Regions from separate parts of the Homo sapiens genome. Here all the other regions are linked to region 1. A link is a loop called in an ENCODE intact Hi-C map of the cell type or tissue named here. Cell type or tissue: B cell. All regions are shown on one strand. Region 1 holds the start of PYCARD (PYD and CARD domain containing). Region 2 has its middle 6.6 kb from the start of ITGAX. Region 3 overlaps ITGAM (integrin subunit alpha M). Region 4 overlaps ITGAM (integrin subunit alpha M).

Region 1 (5,000 bases):
CACAAAAGGAAATGGAGATTCTGGAAGGATAAAGGCCAGTGAGAAGGCATGATAAACATCCATGAGCCAAGGAACACTGGCTGTTGGACCACAAGTGCCACCCATGGTGAGGATGTTGGCACACAGCTTACCCCAGCCCACATGCTACAAGGATGGGGAGCAAGGCCAGGCACAGTGGCTCACACCTGTAATCCTAGCATGTTGGGAGGCCAAGGCAGGAGGACTGCTGAGCCCAGGACTTTGAGACCAGCCTGAACAACATAGGGAAACCCATTCTCTATAAAAATTTTAAAAACTAGCCAGGCATGGTGGCACAACTGTAGTCGCAGGTACTCAGGAGGCCGAGGTGAGAGAATTGCTTGAGCCCAGGAGTTCAAGGCTGCAGTGAGCCACAATCCCTCCGGTGTACTCCAGCCTGGGCAACAGAGTGAGGTCCTGTCTTCAAAAGAAAAAACAAACAACAACAACAACAACAACAAAAAGGCTTTCAGCAGGGTAGCAGAGCACTGCTCCCCATCGTGGTTTTTGTTTGTTTGTTTTTGTTCCTGTTTTGAGATGGAGTTTCGCTCTTGTTGCCCAGGCTGAAGTGCAATGGTGTGATCTCAGCTCACTGCAACCTCCACCTCACGGGTTCAGGCGATTCTCCTGCCTCAGCCTCCCCAGTAGCTGGGATTACAGGCACCTGCCACCACGCCCGGCTAATTTTTGTATTTTTAGTAGAGATGGGGTTTCACTCTGTTGGCCAGGCTGGTCTCAAACTCCTGATCACCCACCTCGCCCTCCCAAAATGCTGGGATTACAGGCATGAGTCACCGTGCCCGGCCCATCCTGGTTGTCTTGTTTGTTTTTGAGACAAGGTGTCTGTTGCCGAGTGGCACAGAGTGCAGTGGCACAATCATAGCTCACTGCACCCTCAACCTCCTGGGCTCAAGTGACCCTCCGGCCTCAGCCTCCCAAAGCACTGAGATGACATGCGTGATGAGCCACTGCACCCAGCCATGCTGGAAGCTTTTGAATACAACATGCTGCAGGCATCACAGCCTCATTCATTCCTTCACTCAGCAAATCTTTACTCAGCACCTAATGTGTTCCAGATACATTTTTTTTTTTCAGATGGAATCTAGCTCTGTCACCCAGGCTGGAGTGCAGTGGTGCAATCTTGGCTCACTGTAGCCTCTGCCTCCGAGGTTCAAGCGATTCTCATGCCTCAGCCGCCCTAGTAGCTAGGATTACAGGCGCCCTCCACCACACACAGCTATTTCCAGGTACATTCTTGACGCTAGGAATTCAGCAAAGAATAAGACAGTTAAGGTCTCCGATGCTCATAGGCCTCACATTTTAGAGAGGGATGAATGTCCAATAAGCATATAAACGTATAATATGTCAGGGTCGTATGACTACAAGGAACAGTGATTGTTACAACCCAGATGAGAGGGAAAAATAAAGGATTCCAAATATCCCCCTTGGGAAGTAGAGTCAGGATTCAAACAAAGAACTGTATGGCTTCAAGTTCATGGTCTTTAATCTCCTGGAGGCTGTCTCTCTTTCTTTTTTCTTTTTTTTAATCAGTGTTGGGATCAAATTCTGGCTCCCCTAGGAAGCATCTGGCAAGGTTTCGGGAGCCATCGGGTTGGCCATGTTATGCTGGAATATTTATAAGCACCGGAGGGTTATCCCCATGTCGTAGAAAATGAAACTGAAGCTCAGAGAGATTTGCACTCTCTGCCCTTTTGTACAACTCATTTTTCCCCAGTATGTGGAATTGAGGGAGCTTCACGCTTCTAGCTGTCATGATTCCAAGATTCTACGACATGTGGGAGAGGATCCTAAGGTTCGGGGAACCGCGGAGGTTTCGGGGTTCTAGAAATCCGAGGTTCTAAGCCTAGGTGCTCCAATAAACCCAGTGAGAGCCAGCCCAGGTTTCCGGTCTGTACCCGCTGGTGCAAGCCCAGAGACAAGCAGGCGCCACCCATGAGCCCCTCTGCGGCCCCCTCCCGGGTCCCACCTCGCAGGCCAGCTGGAGGGCGCGATCCTGGCGTCCCCCGACGGCCTGGGGCCCCAATCCAGAGGCCTGGGTGGGAGGGGACCAAGGGTGTAGTAAGGAAGCGCCTTTTGCTGGAGGGCAACGGACCGGGGCGGGGAGTCGGGAGACCAGAGTGGGAGGAAGGCGGGGAGTCCAGGTTCCGCCCCGGAGCCGACTTCCTCCTGGTCGGCGGCTGCAGCGGGGTGAGCGGCGGCAGCGGCCGGGGATCCTGGAGCCATGGGGCGCGCGCGCGACGCCATCCTGGATGCGCTGGAGAACCTGACCGCCGAGGAGCTCAAGAAGTTCAAGCTGAAGCTGCTGTCGGTGCCGCTGCGCGAGGGCTACGGGCGCATCCCGCGGGGCGCGCTGCTGTCCATGGACGCCTTGGACCTCACCGACAAGCTGGTCAGCTTCTACCTGGAGACCTACGGCGCCGAGCTCACCGCTAACGTGCTGCGCGACATGGGCCTGCAGGAGATGGCCGGGCAGCTGCAGGCGGCCACGCACCAGGGTGAGCCGCCCCCGTTCCCCTCCACCCCGTCTTTCCCCTCCACCCACACCAGCGCTTACCCCGCGGGCTCTTCCGCTTTCTGTTCCTCCTACCCCTAAACAAAGCTGCTCTACCGGAAAGGAGGCTCCCCACGCTTGGCCTACCGACCAACGGGACCCCGGCCCCACGGCGGGAAGGGAAGGGAAGGGGATCACTTGGCCCATATCCTTCCAGGCTCTGGAGCCGCGCCAGCTGGGATCCAGGCCCCTCCTCAGTCGGCAGCCAAGCCAGGTGAGGCCTCCACACCCAGCCCGGCCCCACCGCACTCCTGCACAGCCTGCATCTGTGCTCCCGCAACCAGGGCAGGGCAGGGCAGGGCAGGCACGGCTTGGCAACCCTGCGCACCCCACCCACCAACCCACACCCTGCGGGGGAAGGGAGACAATATTACCCTCATCCCACTGCATGTGGGGTCCTGGTGGCCGCCCCCTGGAGCCCTGCCCCTAGGCTTGCAGAGGAATTCCTGAAGAACTCAAGTTCAGCAGGGACAGGCCCCACACCCTGGCTGCTGGCTCATGTTCTCCTCCCACCCCCAGGCCTGCACTTTATAGACCAGCACCGGGCTGCGCTTATCGCGAGGGTCACAAACGTTGAGTGGCTGCTGGATGCTCTGTACGGGAAGGTCCTGACGGATGAGCAGTACCAGGCAGTGCGGGCCGAGCCCACCAACCCAAGCAAGATGCGGAAGCTCTTCAGTTTCACACCAGCCTGGAACTGGACCTGCAAGGACTTGCTCCTCCAGGCCCTAAGGGAGTCCCAGTCCTACCTGGTGGAGGACCTGGAGCGGAGCTGAGGCTCCTTCCCAGCAACACTCCGGTCAGCCCCTGGCAATCCCACCAAATCATCCTGAATCTGATCTTTTTATACACAATATACGAAAAGCCAGCTTGAACTTGTGTGTTTTCCTGCTTCTAGCCTGCTGGCATGTGCAGAGCTCAGCTATGCTTCAGAGGCCACCCAGCCTCCAGCTCCATGTCCCTAGGGTCTCTGGCACCCCAAATGCTTCCCCCATCCTTCCTGGTATCGCCATGGAATATCCCTCCTCATTCACCAGGTGGTGCTCCTCCAGTGCTCCCTAAAGGGTCTAACCTTACCATTATAGATAACAGCCTGTGACCCAGGTCCGAAGGTTAAAAGAGGCATGTACCAAAGGGCGCAAACTGGTGGGCAGCTCTGTCCAAGCCATTTAGAAACACACTAGTCTTCATAGCTCCCCTACCTTCCACATTTTCCACTGGAGAAAAATGCAGAATTAGAGAAATTTGCAGGGGGAGACACATTAGAGCATTATCTAAACATAGGACAGAAGAGCACAAGTCACCAAATTGCTCGAGGGCTCCTTCTGGTGCTGGCTCTTAACAGGCTTAAAGGCTCCCTCTGCCCCACCCCATCCCGTGGGGGAAAGGGTCATAGGTTGCACTTTGCTCAAAAAACATGCCAACCACCAAAGCAGATTTTCAGGAAATGAGTTGTGTGTGGTAGCTGCCTCTTTTCTTGATGCGATTTTTTTGGAGGGTTATTACTTATTCATTCATTTGAAAGGAACATTTAAAACTTTTTTTTTGAGATGGAATCTCGCTGTGTCACCCAGACTGGAGTGCAGTGGCGTGACCTCAGCTCACTGCAACCTCCACCTCCCAGGTTCAAGCTATTCTTGTGCCTCAGCCTCCCGAATAGCTGGGATTACAGGCCCCTGCCACCACACCTGGCTAGTTTTTGTGTTTTTAGTAGAAACAAAGTTTCACCATGTCAGCCAGGCTGGTCTGGAACTTCGGACCTCAAGTGGTCCACCCGCCTCCACCTCCCAAAGTGCTGGGGTGCTGGAATTACAGGCGTGAGCCAATGCACCCGGCCACTTTTTTCTTTTTTTTTTTTTGAGACGGAGGCTCACTCTGTCACCCAGGCTGGAGTGCAGTAGCATGATCTCAGCTCACCGCAACCTCTGCCTCCCAGGTTCAAGCAATTCTTGTGGCTCAGCCAGTCAAGTAACTGGAATTACAGGTGCTTGCCACCCCACCCGGTTAATTTTCGCATTTTTAGTAGAAACGGGATTTTGCCACGTTGCCCAGGCTGGTCTCAAACACCTGACCTCCAGTGATCCATCCACCTCAGCCGCCCAAAGTGCTGGGATTACAGGTGTGAGCCACCGGGCCCACCTTCTTGATGCAATTTTTGCCTACAAAGGGAAATATGAGTATCTCTCTCCAGGAAACTTGAGGTCTTTCCAGAGGCTGTTTGGGAAAGCAGGAATCTAGGGCTACTTCCTAAGTACACTTTACAAGCAATCCTTTCTGGCCTTGAAGAGGGAGGATTTGCAAAGCAATGGGCAGATACCAAGGAGACCCTGAATCCTATCCTTAGGAATCACCAAACAACCACTTTCCAACCTCACTGCCCCACCAGGCTTATCTCTAATTACATCTTATC
Region 2 (5,000 bases), 150 kb before region 1:
CTATTACACAGGTATATTGCGGGGTGCTGAGGTTTGCACTTCTGTTGATCCTGTCACCCAAATAGTGAGCAGAGTGCCTGATAGGTGGTTTTGCAGCCCTTGCTCCCTTCCCTCCCTCTCCCCTTCTGGAGACCCCAGTGTCTGTTGTTCCCATCTTTATGTACATGTGTACCCAACGTTCAGCTCCCACTTACAAATGAGAATGTGCAGTATTTAGTTTTCTGTTCCTGCATTAATTCACTTAGGACTATGACCTCCAGCTGCATCCATGTTGCAGCAAAGGACGTGATTTCATTCTTTTTCATGGCTGCATAGTATTCCGTGGTGTGTGTAGCACGTTTTCTTTAACCAATCCACCACGGATGGGCACCCAGGTTGATTCTACGTCTTTGCTATTGCACTTTATTTATACTAGCTAATTGAACCCTCACAGCAGCCCCGCGACGGGGACTGCTGTCACCCCTGTTTCACAGATGCAAAACTGAGGCCCTGAGAAGTTGGGTCATCCTCCTCAGGTCACCCAGCTAGTGTGGGCTGAGGACAGGACTCAAGGTGCTGGAGTCTTGACTATTTGGCTAATGACTTTACTTCCTCCTCTCTGCCCTAAACGCTGCCTGTGTCATATTTGTTCCCTCAACCACTCATCCCACACGCATGGGCTGCCCACATGACATAGGCTCTGGGCTGGCCACTGTGAGAAGCAAGACAAACAGGAAAGGGTCTCAGCCCTCAAGGAGTCACACCCCAGAAGGAGATTACACCCCAGAAGTTTTACTAGACAGCACAGTGACTCTGCTTGATGAATCGCAGAGGGAGAGGCTTGAGATGAATTAGGCAGTGCCTGGTGCTCCAGGGGCTGGGCAGGGACTGCTGGCTTCCACACACTGGGGCCGTGTCCTTCTAACATTTCTTTTATTGTTTTGTTTTTCAGAAACAAAGTCTTACTCTGTCACCCAGGCTGGAGTGCAGTGGTGTGATCAGAGTTCACTGCAGCCTCAACCTCCAGGGCTCAAGTGATCCTCCCAATTCAGCCTCTTAAGTAGCTGGGACTACAGGTATGCACCACCATGCCTAGCTAATTTTTAAATGTTTTGTGAAGTTGGGGGCCTTGCTATGTTGCCCAGGCTGGTCTTGAACTCCTGGCCTTAGGCAATCACCCCCACCACCTCAGCCTCCCAAAGTGTTGAGATTACAGGTGTGAGCCACCACGCCCAGCAGTTTTAACCCTTTTATCCCCAGTTCTTCACACAATGCCTGATACATGGGAGGCACACAGTCCATACTTGGTGCATGAATGAAGTGAAAGAATGGCAGAATGTTATCCAGGCAACACAAGGATCTGATAGTTCCAGTCCCAGTCACGATTGCGGCTCAGTTATGTGCCTGGGAAAGAGCATTTGCTGCAATGGTTCTAAGCTGAGGGTGGGGGAGGGGAAGTTAATAATCAGTCTTTCTCAGTGAAGGATAAAAGATGACACTCTCTAGATGAGAGTTCATTGAAGGGAGATACTGCATCTCACTTCTCCTTGTCTCTCTAACAATGGGCATTGGACACCGAGCAGATACAACCAGGGGTCAGTTCCTGTCTGTGGGTGTAGGATGGATGGGTGACAGGAGGGTGGATAGGTTTGTGTGTGGACAGGTGGATGGATGAAAGGATGGGGTGGAGGGTGGATGGGCAAATGTGTGGGTGGGTGGGTGGGTGGGTGAACAGGTGGATGGGTGGAAGGATGGGGTGGTGGGTGGATCGGTAGATGGGTGGGTGAACAAGTGGATGGGTGGAAGGGTAGATGGGTGGGTGGGTGGGTGAACAGGTGGATAGGCGGAAGGATGCAGTGGTGCGTGGATGGGTAAATGGGTAGATGGGTGGGTGAACAGGTGAATGGATGGAATGATGGGGTGGTAAGTGGATGGGTAGATGGGTGGGTGAAGAAGAGACTGCACAGGTTTGAAGCAAATGGACCAAATGCTCAGCCCCCTCACCTGCAGACCTGCTCAATAATTGCATGAATCAGAAGCCGCCTGGAGCAAAGCAAGAGTCGCCTAAGAGGTAAACTAACTTGAATTGGTGTAAATTTAGAATAAAACAAGGATTTAACTTGAGTAACAGGCAACAGGAAACAAGTCAAGCAGAGGAAATCAATGAGAAGTTGGGGAATGTGGGCAACGCATCCCTGGCAGACAGGGAAATGCTGGGTCATGAGCAAAGGGAAGAGGGAGGAAGGAGCTCCTGCTGGCAAAGCCCCGGGAGAAATGAGGGCTGTCCCTGCTCAGACTCCCACACTGGCAAGCGATTTCACCAGAATGAGAAGAATATGGATTTAATTTGTATTTAAATTCAGTGAAATAGACACACAGGAGAAAAGGGGAAGTGAAGACAAGTCACTGAGAAACTGGGGAAGAAGGGAGAGAAGAGGAAAGATTATAGAAAAGAGGTGGTCACAGAAGGGGGCTTGGGTTTGCAGTGTTGGTGACAACACCCACACCTTCCATTTGAAGGCTTCCATTTGAAGGTGGAGGCTTCCCTCCACCCACCCATCCACCTGTTCACCCATCCACCCACCCATCTGCCCATCCACCCTCCACCCCATCCTTCCATCCGTCCACTTGTCCACACACAAACCCATCCACCCTCCCATCACCCATCCGTCCTACACCCACAGACAGGAACTGACCCCTGGTTGTATCTGCTCAGTGTCCAATGCCCATCATTGGAGAGACAAGGAGAAGAAAGCAGGATAGAGTGGGGAAAGAGGCTAAGTGACAAGGAGCTCTCCCCTGACCCTGACTCCAGCCTGGTCCCCGGAAGCTGTGAGCATGAATGGGTCCTTCCTTGAGGCTGAAGTGTGGCCCTTGGTTCTCCCCGGGTGGGTCAGTCATTGACCACCAGCCATTCTTCCCCACTTCCTCTAGCTTATCCCACTGCCACACAGAAGAAGGGGCTACTCCCCTGCAGGCAAGACCATTCCCCAGAGATTGGGGGCACTTGTGAGCCTTGAGCATCAACACAGCAACTGAGAAATTGGTGTTAACCCAATGTTAACCCTCCAAGCAAGAGTTTTTAAGGGCGAGGTACATTTCAGGAAAGCAGAAGTTACAGGCAAAATCATAAACCAATACCTGGAGGTTATACATTAGTTTGGCCTAAAAAGCCAGGATATCTTGAAGCAAGGCTTACAAGTCATACATGGGTTCAAAGATTCTTTGATTTGCAATTGGTTAAGGAAGGAAAGCTTCATCTAAAAACTTGGGGTCAGCAGGAAGGAATATTAAGGTCTGGCCTATGGGAGTGACTGTCTCTCCAGGGCCCTCAGGAAGAAATTTAGAGCAAAGAATAGTGATCAGAGTTCAGTCTTCACTTCCTCCTTATCAGTGGCCTACATACCAGCAGATGGCATTTTCCATCTGGGGGTGATATGGTTTGGATTTGTGTCCCCACTCAAATCTCATGTTGGATTATAATCTGCAGTGTTGGAGGAGGGGCCTGGTGGGAGGTGATTGGACCATGGGTGCGGATTTCTCCCTTGCTGTTCTCGTGATAGTGAGTGAGTCATCACAAGATCTGGTTGTTTAAAAGTGTGTAGCACCTCGCCCTGGTCTGTCTTCTTTCCTTCTCCAGCCGTGTAAGACATGACTCCTTCCTCTTCGCCTTCCACCATGACTGTAAGTTTCCTGAGGCCTCCCCATCCATGCTTCTTATAATGCCTGAGGAACCATTAGCCAATTAAATCTCCTTTCTTTATAAATTACCCGGTCTCAGGAAGTTCTTTGTAGCAATGCAAGAACGGACTAATACAGTGGGGGTCCAGGTTTCTGAAAAACAACTCAGGGATGTACGTTAAAACCCTTGGTTTTCTGGGGAACCACACATCTTGTGGCTCTCACTTCCTTGGCTATTGTTTGAAGTGACTGTTATCTTCTTGCTTACCGGGCTGCTCATATACTTCTCCAGATTAGCAAGGTGCCTGGAATTCTCCTTGAAGAAACTCAAGATTTTTCTTTATTTCCATGTGTAGGGGAACCCAGCAGGCCTCTGAAACGGATCCACGCTCAGTCTCAGGCACAGACAACATCTAGTGACCACAGAATGATTTCATCTTAATCCCTTTTTAGGGTAAAAGGAGGGAGTGAGAGAATCCCTAGGAAGGTGGGGTGAGAGAACAGAACAGGGCAGAAATCCAGGGTCTCTGTGAGAACTTGAACCAGTGGGGCCGTGCCTGGGAGGGGCTGGGCTGGAGATGCCTGTGTGAATTAAGAGAGGGAGAATTCCAAAGAGGAGGAGTAAGGCAGGGTCATCCCACTCAGCTTCTCTCTCCTGGCCCTGGCATGGTAGCAGGATTGGTCTCAACAGGCAAATGCGTATATGGCAGAACTTGGCAACCAATGCATTCCGTTCACATTCACTCAGCCCAGCCTGCAGAGGGATCTTATCCTTTAATGGCAGTGGGGCATAGGGGGCAGATAAGGGGAAGGATTTTAGCAATTGTTCAAGTCTGCGCCAAGATGGGAATGCCCACAGAGGAAGCAGAAAGGAAATTGCTCTATTGATCTATTTATCACAGTAGCTGGACCAGAGGATTGCGGAAAGACACAAAGACCAACCAAATGAGAACAGGCGAAGTCTATTTATTCAAAGCTGGCTCTAGCAAGGGAGTCAGTGGCCATCACTGGTGTTTTGGCAGAGACTCAAAAATGGGCAGTACAGTAGGAAAGCTTTGTAGTGGAAACTGGGAAGTCTTCAGGGATGCCCCAAGTAGAAGCTGCTGGCCTGGGAAGCTGTATGTGGCTCACTGGAAGCGGGCATCCTGTGCAATTGACTAGGGGACATATTTGGCTTTGTCTGGTTGGTCCTAAGTTGGAAGTAGGGACAAAAATTAGGGAAGCCATCAGTTATTGATTAAGTCCTGGACATGGGGCTGATTGTTAGTTATTGATAGGCTTCCTGGGCTGGTTGCTGCAGGCTGGGGGGCAGATGTCTATTTTTATGTCTAGTCTGACCA
Region 3 (5,000 bases), 63 kb before region 1:
GACAGAGCAAGACCCTGTCTCCAAAAAAAAAAGAAAAAAGAAAGATAGGTGATCACCTTAGTTGGTGCATGAGAGACTCTCAAAAGCCCATATGGAAGAATTTAGTCATGGGACAGAGGAGAGACAGGTCTTCCTCTAAAACGAGTGAGTCACTGCCAGGAGTGCTGTCATTATGGAAATTTGAGAAAAAGGAGAAAGTGCGGTGTTACAGCTCCTTTAGAATTTGTCAACAAATTCCAGTGAAGACTGGAAAACCGCTTATTAAGATAAAATAAGAGAAGGGGAAAGTGGAGGGAGTCCATGCCTGAAGCTTTTGTTTTCTCTGTGGAGGAAGGAGGATTAACTGTGGAGGGTGAAATATAGAGGAACAGGGCTTGAGAAAGAAAAAAAATGCAAGGGAGAAACATTCGCCTGTGGTCCCAGAATCAACATGAAGACAAGCAAAAAGATGGCATAGCCATCGAACAAAGCAGTGGGAAAAAGCAGCTTGAAAGATCCACGCACTCTGGCCAGGCATGGTGGCTCATGCCCCCCACTCATTCCCTGGCTCATTCCCAGCACTTTGGGAAGCCAAGGTGGGCAGATCACCAGAGCTCAGGAGTTCGAGACCAGCCTGGCCAACATGGTGAAACCCCGTCTCTGCTAAAAATACAAAAATTAGCCGGGTGTGGTGGCGGGCACCTGTAATCCCAGCTACTTGGGAAGATGGGGCAGGAGAATCGCTTGAACCTGGGAGGCAGAGGTTGCAGTAAGCCAAGATCGTGCCACTGCACTCCAGCCTGGGTGACAGAGCGAGACTCTGCCTCAAAAAAAAAAAAAAAAAAAAAAATCCATACAGTCACTCAGAATCTCAATCAACAGAGGTTTGGGGAACAGGGGTGTGGAAGGCCGCCCCCCAGGATGGTCCCCAAGATTCCCACCTCTTGCCAATGACACCTTGCACCATCCCCTCCTCTGCAGTGTGACCTGGACTTATTTTTTAAAGACAGGGTCTTGCTCTGTCACCCAGGTTGGAGTACAGTGGTGCAATCATAACTTGCTGCAGCTTCAACTTCCCAGGCTCAAGTGATCCTCCTGAGTAGCTGGGACTGCAGGTGTGTGCCACCACGCCTGGCTAATTTTTTTTTTTTTTTGTAGAGACGGGGATCTCCCTATGTTGCCCAGGCTTGCCTTGAACTTGTGGCCTCAAGCAATCTTCCCACCTTGGCCTCCAAATAGCTAAGACTACAGGTGCTCATCACCACACTCAGCTAATTTTTTTTTTTTTTTTTTTTAGAGACAGGATCTCACTACATTGCCCAGGCTGATCTCAAGCTCCTGGGCTCCCAAAGCTTTGGGATTGCAGGTATGAGCCACTGTGCCTAGCCAAGGCGTTTTCCTAAAGTACAAGACCCTAGCACCTCCCTAGCTTCTGACTCTAATGGGACCCAGTTCCCCCACTCTTCTGCACCCAGAGCCCAGACCTTGAGCAGACGTCACCTCAGTCCTGCCCCCTCCCCTGGTCTTTTGCTGCGCATCTGTTCCCTCTGCCAAAGGCAACCCACCTCGGAGGGCCTCTGGGAACTTCTGGGGCTGCTGCCGTAGGTTGGATCCAAACAGGAAGCAGAGCCCTTTCACATACGTGTTCTCACTGCAAGTCTGGTGCACGGTGGGACCACAGGCCTAGGGGACAGGAGCCAGTGGAAGGGGCTGCCCCTGCTTCCTGTCCTTGTACCCCAGCACCTCCACCCTCCACAAGACCCCCAGCCCCACCATGCGTGGGCCCCCAAACACCCCCATTAGGATGCTCCTCTGATCGAGCCCCACTCACCAGCAGCTGAGGGGGGCTGGTGGTGGCTGCCAGGGACAGGCCCAGGGACATGTTCACGGCCTCCACGGGGACTGCGGGGACAGATATGGGCATGGTCACCCTGGTGGGGGGACAGAGAAGGCTGTGGAAGAGCTGGGCAGGGGTCACCTCCATGCGGGAGACAAGGAGGTCTGACGGTGAAGGGGGATCCTAAATCTTGGGAAAGAAAGGAACACAGAGGGGTTGCCTGGGGATGTCTAGGGTAGAGACTGCAGGCAGAGGAGAGGGTACGGAGGCAGGCACCTGTGTCCCCACCACAGATCCCCAGGACACAGGAGTGCCTGGAAAGTCCCTATGTGTTCACAGGGGAATCCCAGTCCCAGCCCGGCGGGGCAGTGACTCACCCTGCAGGCGGATGGGCTCGCATGAGCCTGTGCTGTAGTCGCACTGGTAGAGGCTGCCCCTTTGGTTGGCAGCCACTATCTCCTGGGGGGCTCCAACCACCACCCTGTGGGGAGAAGTGGGAACAGAGAAAACTTCGACATGTGGGGAGAGAAGGAGACCACAGAGGAAGTTCTGCCACCCAGAGGACGGTGGGGGCCCATACCCGGATTCCTAAATTCCTATGACTAGGAGGAAGAATTAGCAAAGAAAAAAATGGGAAAATGTTAAGACTCAGAATGAGAAAAGGTCTTCCTAAGAATGACACAAAAACCAGAAGTCATTTAAAAATAGGACCAGGCGCGGTGGCTCATGCTTGTAATCCTAGCACTTTGGGAGGCCAAGGGGGTGGATTGCCTGAGCTCAGGAGTTCAAGATCAGCCTGGGCAACATGGTGAAACCCCGCCTCTACTAAAAATACAAAAAATTAGCCACACGTGGTGGTGCGTACCTGTAATCCCAGCTAAATGGGAGGCTGAGGCAAGAGAATTGCTTGAACCCAGGAGGCAGAGGTTGCAGTGAGCCGAGATAGCACCACTGCACTCCAGCCTGAGAGACAGGGCAAGACTCTGTCCCAAAAAATAAATGAATAAATTTTAAAAATAAAAATAGGTCAATTCAAGCTGGGCACCATGGCTCATGCCTTTAATCCCAGCACCTTGGGAGGTTGAGGCAGGAGCATCATTTGAGGCCAGGAGTTTGAAACTAGCCCGGGTAACATAGCCAGACCCCATCTCTACAAAAAATGTTTTTAAAAATTAGCCAGGTATGGTGGTACACACCTGTAGTCCCAGGCCAACCATTTTTTTTTTTTCTTTGAGACAGGGTCTCACCCTGTTGCCCAAGATGGAGTCCAGTGGCATAATCATAGCTCACTGCAACCTCTGCCTCCTGGGCTCAAACAATCCTTCCACCTCAGTCTCCCAAAGTGTTAGAATTACAGGCATGAGCCACTGGACCCGGCCCACACAGTCATTTTATTTATTTTTATTTTTATTTATTTTCTTTCTTTGAAACAGATTCTCACTCCATCACCCAGGCTGGAGTATAGTGGTGCAATCTCGGCTCACTGCTGCAACCTCTGCCTCCCAGGTTCAAGCATTCCTCCTGTCTCAACCTCCTGAGTAGCTGGGATTACAGGTGTGTGCCACCATGCTTGGCTAATTTGTGTATTTTTAGTAGAGATGAGGTTTCCTTATGTTGGCCAGGGTAGTCTCGAACTCCTGGCTTCCAGCGACCAGCCCAGCTCGGCCTCCCAAAATGCTGGGATTACAGGCGTGAGCCCCTGCACCCAGCCTCCACACAGTCATTTTCAATAAATTTCTGGGCCAGGCGCAGTGGCTCACACCTGTAATCCCTGCACTTTGGGAGGCCGAGGCAAGTGGATCACGAGGTCAGGAAATCGAGAACATCCTGGCTAACATGGTGAAACCCCATCTCTACTAAAAATACAAAAAAATTAGCCAGGCGTGGTGGCACGCACCTGTAGTCCCAGCTACTCGGGAGGCTGAGGCAGGAGAATCGCTTGAACCCAGGAGGCAGAGGTTGCAGTGAGCCGAGATCACTCCACTGCACTCCAGCCTGGACGACAAAGCGAGACTCCATCTCAATAAATAAATAAATAAATAAATAAATAAATAAATAAATAAATAAATAAATTTTTGTATGTGATAAACTACCATAAGCATACTCAAAAGAAAAATAATACACAAGGGAGAGAGCTTCACAACTCATACCCCAGACTACTTTCCTCAGTGTACTCAAAGCTTGTACAAACTAGTAAAAAAAAAAAAAAAGAAAGAAAAATGGCCAACAGATAAGAAAAACATGTTCACAGAAAATGCCTCTCTCATAAAAAAAAAAGAAGCAATTTAAAGCTAAATTAAGATACCACTTCTCACCTACTCGATCTGCAGAGATCAGTAAGTTTGATAGCACACTGAGTTGGCAAATGAGTGAGGGAGTATGAGGAAGTAGGTATTTTCATGAATTTCTGGTGTGAGTGTAAATTGCTGCCACCACTGTAGAGGGGGATCTGGAAAAATCTATTAAAATTGCACGTGCTCATGCACCCGTGGATACCACAATCCCAGTCCTAGCCTTTACTTCCAAATAGGCTTGCACATGTGCAAAATGACAGCATTGTTCATAGAGCAAAAGTTTGGGAACAATCTAAATGTTCATTAACAAGAGATCTAATGTAATGTAAAAGGAGATTACAAGCCAGGCACGGTGGCTCAAGCCTGTAATCCCAGCACTTTGGGAGGCCGAGGCAGGTGGATCACCTGAGCTCAGGAGTTCAAGACCAACCTGGCCAACATGGTGAAACCCTGTCTCTACAAAAATACAAAAATTAGCCAGGCGTGGTGGCAGGCACCTGCAATCCAAGCTACTCAGGAGGCTGAGGCAGGAGAATCGATTGAACCCAGGAGGCAGAAGTCGCAGTGAGCCAAGATCATGCCACTGCACTCCAGCCTGGGCGACAGAGGGAGTCTCTAAAAAAATAAAATAAAATAAATTATAGCATCTCCCAATTATGGCATGCAATGCAAGCATAACATGGGATTAATGGACTCAAATCACTGGGCTGTATTATGGGAGATAAAGCAAAGAGCAGAGACCAGCCCCCTTCTTCTGGAAAGGTACTATCACCTCCACAATTACTGTTTCTGTAAAGGTAAATGTTTTAGGCTTCAGGGTCCATACAATCTCTATCACAGCTCCTGAATTCTGCCATTACAGCTCAAAAGTGGCCATAGCCAGGCACAGT
Region 4 (5,000 bases), 130 kb before region 1:
AAACTCATCTTCAGGGTCCAAAATTGTGCACCGTGATGCTGACACTCCAGCCAGCGGGAAGGTGGTGAAAAGAAACGACACTTCTTCCCTCAAAGGACCTGGCTCCGAAGTTGCTCGCTTCACTGCTGCTCACATCCCATCAGCCAGAACCTCGCCAGGCAGCCACACCAGCTGCACAGGAGGTGGGGAGACGAACCCTATAACTAAGGGGCTATACGCAATATCCATTGCAGCGTAACAAACCACCACGCAGGACTGAGACATCAGTAATTGATTATTTCTCACAGTTGCATGAGGTGACAATCCAGGCAGTTCTGTGGGACTCTCCAGTGGCTGCAGGTGTTGGACAGCTGGATGGAAGGATCACAGCAGCCTCATGCATGCACAGTGGCAGTGGCCTCCGCTGTCTCCTCCATGAGTCCACTCTTTCTCCAGTGGGCCATATGGATCACGGCGTGGTGACCTCAGTGTTCCGAGGGGTGCAGGGCAGGATCTGCTGTGCTCCTAAAGGTCTAGGCTCCAGAACTCACACGACCACACTCCTACTGTATTCTATTAATCAAAGCAAACCACGGGACCAGCCCAGATTCAAAGAGGTAGACAGGCCGCACCATGTGATGTCAGGGACAGCAATGTCACACTGCAAGGGTGTAGGGCCGGGAAGCACCATTCACTGGGAGTCAGAATTGTAACCATCTCCCATGGTGGCCCAAATTAAGATTCTACTCTAAGTAGGAAAAGGAGAGTGGATACTGAAGGGATTCATTTATTCTGAAGTGAGAAATCCCCAAAAATAAAAGCAAGCAGACGTTCCTGGACTTGGCCACTTATCACCAGATTTATGGTCCTGTTTATTAGTCACTTTGTGGTCATGCTAGGGAAATCTGTCGCTTGAAATGATTGACTTTTCTAACCCATCATAAAGCTCCTATCTGGCTGAATTCAACACAAGCTTCTCATTTGAAGACGCGGAGGTGAACTCTGAGTTCACAGGACTTTAACTGCCCTGCAAAGACTGGCGGCTACAGGCACGGAGGCTGCAAGGACAGGCAACTACAGGTATGGAGGCTGCCAGGACAAGCAACTAGGTACGAAGGCTACAAGGACCAGCATGGAGGCTGCAAGGACAGGCGACTACAGACATGGAGGGTGAAAGGACAGGCGACTAAAGGTACAGAACTCTCTCTGTTCCCGGAGCAATTCAGGACTTCTGCAGATATTGAGGACTTTTATCTTTCAACATAAGGAAACACAGAAATTCTTAACAGACTTTATTTAAGTCAGGAGAGGAAATAGCAAAGAACCGTCTAAAGGTGACCGTGTTTTGTGTCACCCCCACAGATACAAAGGGCCATTGTCTCATTAGCCACCTTTTGAGGGCATCTCACTTCACTTTGAGTGAAATTGGAACTACTCACTCTGGCTTACAAAGCACTCATGCCCAAGCCCTGCCCACTCTCCCAGCCTCCCCTGCCCTCCCTTCTGCCTGGAGATCTTCTGGCCCTGCTTCAGTCAGGTGTCACCTCCCTTGGGGACCCTTCCTTCACCTCCCTAAGGAGTAAGCCCTCTCTCCTCCTGCCACATGTGAAACAAGTGTCCCTCTAAGCCATGATTTTCTTGTATTTCAATGAAGATCATGAAATTACCATTTTTTGGCTGGGCACAGTGACTCACACCTGTAATCCCAGCATTTCGGGAGGCCAAGGCAGATGGATCACCTGAGGTCAGGAGTTCAAGACCAGCCTGGCCAACATGGTGGAACCCCATCTCTACCAAAAATACAAAAAAAAAAAATTAGCCAGACATTGTGGTGCACGCCTGTAATCCCAGCTACTCAGGAGGCTGAGGCAAGATAATCACTTGAACCCGGGAGGGAGAGGTTGTAGTGAGCTGAGATCACACTACTGTACTCCAGTCTGGGCGACAGAACAAGACTCCATGAAAAAAAAGAAAGAAAGAAAGAAAGAAAGAAAGAAAGAAAGAAAGAAAGAAAGAAAGAAAGAAAGAAAGAAAGAAAGAAAGAAAGAAGGAAGGAAGGAAGGAAGGAAGGAAGGAAGGAAGGAAGGAAGGAAGGAAAGAAAGAAAGAAAAAAGAAAGGAAGGAAGGAAGGAAGGAAGGAGGAAGGAAGGAAGGAAGGAAGGAGGAAGGAAGGAAGGAAGGAAGGAAGGAAGGAAAGGAAGGAAGGAAGGAAGGGAAAGAAAGAAAGAAGGAGAAAGAAAGAAAGAAGGAGAAAGAAAGAGAGAGAGAAAGAAAAGAGAGAAAGAGAAAGAAAGAAAGAAAAGAAAGAAACATTTTTGTCCAAAAACATGTCATCAATTTCATATGCTTTAACCCAATATCATAACAGTTAAATAACAGCCACCCTCTCCCCACACTCCCTCATGCCTGTTCTGGGGCCATTCCTCTGAGGCTGTCAGGACAGTAAAAGAGAAAAGCTTTAGACCTAGGCAGAGCTGGGATTAACTCCTAGCTCCATTCCTTCCCAGCTGTATGACCTCAGGCAACTGGTATGATCTATCTAAGCCTAGGTTTCCTCATAAGTGAAATTCATGTAAATACCAAGGACTGGTGTGAGGATTAGAGAGGATGTATGTTCAGGCCAGGCTAGTGTTTACTGTGTTTGCAAAGTATGAGGGACAGGCACTGGGCATCCTCCCTCTGAGGAAGCAGCCACCAAAATGTCACCTGCACACACCTTGGCAGCAAGTGCTCCTGGTGCCCTGACCTGAACCAAAGGCACCGTGTCAGGGGCTGTGTTCACCTGTCAAACATCCAGCCAGCAGCACTGGTATCACTTTCTCTGGCCACTAGAGCCCACTCTCCTCACACTCAGGGCAGGCCAGAAGTGGTAGGAAATTAACACACTCTCCCCACCAAGAGCAGCCCTCATCCAATAGCTAAGTGGAATCGGTGTCTATGCGCTCCAGCCTTCTCCCCTGGGTGGGGTGATACTGAGGTGCGTGTTCTGCACTGCCTCCGAGAACTGCCCAGTGGGGTGAAGCTCCAGGAACTCACAGCAGCTTCTCTGTGGGTGATACACCTGTTATTGGCAGCCTTCCCTTCCTCGGTATTTCCTGGAGCCATCTCTTTATTTTATTTTATTTTATTTATTTTTTTTTTTTTAAGATGGAGTCCTGCTCTGTCGCCCAGGCTGGAGTGCAGTGATGCAATCATATCTCACTGCAACCTCTACCTCCCAGGTTAAAGCAATTCTCCTTCCTCAGCCTCCCAAGTAGCTGAGATTACAGTTGCCTGCCACCATGCATGGCTAATTTTTTTGTATTTTTAGTAGAGACGGGGTTTCACCAAGTTCGACAGGCTGGTCTCAAACTCCTGAGATCAGGTGATCCACCAGCCTCGGCCTCCCAAAGTTCTGGGATTACAGAGGCGTGAGCCACTGTGCCCGACCTTTATTTTATTATTTTGTTTATTTTTGAGACAGGATCTCACTCTGTCACCCAGGCTGGAGTGCAGTGGTGCGATCATGGCTCACTGCAGTCTAGACCTTCTGGGCTCAAGTAATCCTCCTGCATCAGCCTCCGGAGTAGCTGTGACTACAGGCATGTAACACCAGGCCTGGCTAAATTTTTTTAATTTTTCGTGGACACAGGTTCTCACTATGTTGCCCAGGCTAGTCTCGAACTCCTGAGCTCAAGCAATCTTCACACCTTCACCTCCCAAAATGCTGGGATTTCAGGTGTGAGCCACCATGCCTGGCCTGCCACCTCTTAAATACGCTTGTTTCACCCAAATTCTTGGGTTTGCTTCTGGGAGAACCCAAACTTCCAGGAACATATCCTATAAATTATCCTTACATATATGCAAAAATGACATATATTTGATTTATTAACTCAGCATTGATGCAATAACAAGAGAATGAAAATAGTATATCAAAAGAAGACTGGTTAAATACATTATGGTACACTCACACAATGGAATACTATGCAGCGGTATAAAAGAATGAAAAAGTAATTTATGTCTTAATATGAACCGATGTCTGAGAAATATTGGTGAAAAAAAGCAAGATACAGACCAATATAAAGTATGCTACCATTTGTGTAAAAAAGCTTGTGTGTGTGTATGTGTGGTGTGTGTGCACACGTGCATACACTTGCACATCGCCTGGAATCTGTCTGAAGGAAACCTCAAAACACAATCTTGACTACCTTTAAGGAGGTGACTTGAATATCTGGAAAGGGAGACTTTTCACTGTACACTTGAATGCCTTGTGATTTTTGTACCATAGACAAGCTTATCCATCCAAAAAATTAAAGTCACATTGAAATAATAAATGAATCCAGAAAGGAAGCTTCATCATTCCTCAGTGGGCATCTTTATTGGGCATCAGCGCTGGTGTGGAGGAGGTTCCTGGTTCCACCCACGGCTTCTCATGGAGTCTCCATCCAAGCTGCGCAGGCTCCAGCAGGCCGCAGGCTCGCAGGCGACGGGAAGTCCCACTTCTTTCAGTGGAGAGAAGCTGCTGTGTTTCCCTCTGTCTTCACCCACAGGATTGACCGTCCCCTCTCCCGGAGGAAAACCCAGCAGCGGCTTCACCCACGCACAAGGGAGCCCAGGCAGTTCCCTTCTGCCGGAGAGGCTACGCTGCCGTCACCTACCCACACGCCAGAGACATCTGAGTCACACACGTGAGCCACACGCCCCTGAGCACACACATGCACACACTCGCACACATGCACACACTTGCACACACATGGACACACGCACACACACTTGGACACACTCACATACTTGCACACACTCACACATGGGCGTGCAAGTGCACATGCACGCACACGCACACATGTGCACACACTTGCACACAGACACTTGCACACACGCACATACACACTTGCACACACACAAATGGAAGCCCAAGCCCGTCCTGTCGGGGATACTTCGCTGTCCGACGTGTCCAGCAGCCTGGGGGCTACGTGTGGTCTGGGCAGAGTCCTGCTGGCCACCGAGAGGCAGCTCTGTCGGGAAGGAGCCGCTACTGGGGT

The links. A loop is a pair of places that touch in the nucleus more often than their neighbours do. Peaks named below come from ENCODE experiments on the same cell type or tissue, not always from the same donor. Only the 100,000 strongest peaks of a DNase experiment are listed, where the experiment ranks them.
Region 2: it touches region 1 in a loop (3-fold over the local background); 9 of 110 quality-filtered maps call a loop at or near these places.
Region 3: it touches region 1 in a loop (2.8-fold over the local background); 8 of 110 quality-filtered maps call a loop at or near these places.
Region 4: a loop joins it to region 1, with 18 times the contacts of the local background. A loop is called at or near these places in 9 of 110 quality-filtered maps.

Annotation. Positions count from the first base shown.
Region 1 is chr16:31,199,951-31,204,950 of GRCh38, reverse strand. It overlaps PYCARD (PYD and CARD domain containing), which reads left to right and starts at 2,191. Exons shown (of 3, transcript NM_013258.5): 1 at 2,191-2,534; 2 at 2,748-2,804; 3 at 3,110-3,465. The coding sequence starts at 2,261. The coding sequence ends at 3,366. PYCARD-AS1 (PYCARD antisense RNA 1) reads right to left here and starts at 3,066. Exons shown (of 2, transcript NR_102400.1): 1 at 2,965-3,066; 2 at 1,499-2,491. RefSeq lists a silencer at 1,841-2,200 and enhancers at 2,311-2,540, 2,730-3,360. In B cell, no CTCF peak of the experiment used is centred here; DNase peaks (open chromatin) are centred at 2,590 and 3,960; H3K4me3 peaks cover 3,260 bases; H3K27ac peaks cover 3,012 bases.
Region 2 is chr16:31,346,107-31,351,106 of GRCh38, reverse strand. No RefSeq gene overlaps it. Among named protein-coding and RNA genes, the nearest start is that of ITGAX, 6.6 kb to the left of the region's middle. In B cell, no CTCF peak of the experiment used is centred here; DNase peaks (open chromatin) are centred at 656, 2,286, 3,058 and 3,286; H3K27ac peaks cover 1,393 bases.
Region 3 is chr16:31,262,692-31,267,691 of GRCh38, reverse strand. It overlaps ITGAM (integrin subunit alpha M), which reads right to left. Exons shown (of 30, transcript NM_000632.4): 3 at 2,194-2,297; 4 at 1,811-1,881; 5 at 1,545-1,662. Among named protein-coding and RNA genes, the nearest start is that of ITGAM, 5.2 kb to the right of the region's middle. RefSeq lists enhancers at 1,845-2,324, 1,439-2,638. In B cell, no CTCF peak of the experiment used is centred here; DNase peaks (open chromatin) are centred at 1,651, 2,161 and 4,201; H3K27me3 peaks cover 596 bases.
Region 4 is chr16:31,331,698-31,336,697 of GRCh38, reverse strand. It overlaps ITGAM (integrin subunit alpha M), which reads right to left. Exons shown (of 30, transcript NM_000632.4): 30 at 3,821-5,000. The coding sequence ends at 4,991. Among named protein-coding and RNA genes, the nearest start is that of ITGAX, 21 kb to the left of the region's middle. In B cell, CTCF peaks have their summits at 2,581 and 2,782; a DNase peak (open chromatin) is centred at 2,817; H3K4me3 peaks cover 199 bases; H3K27me3 peaks cover 1,437 bases.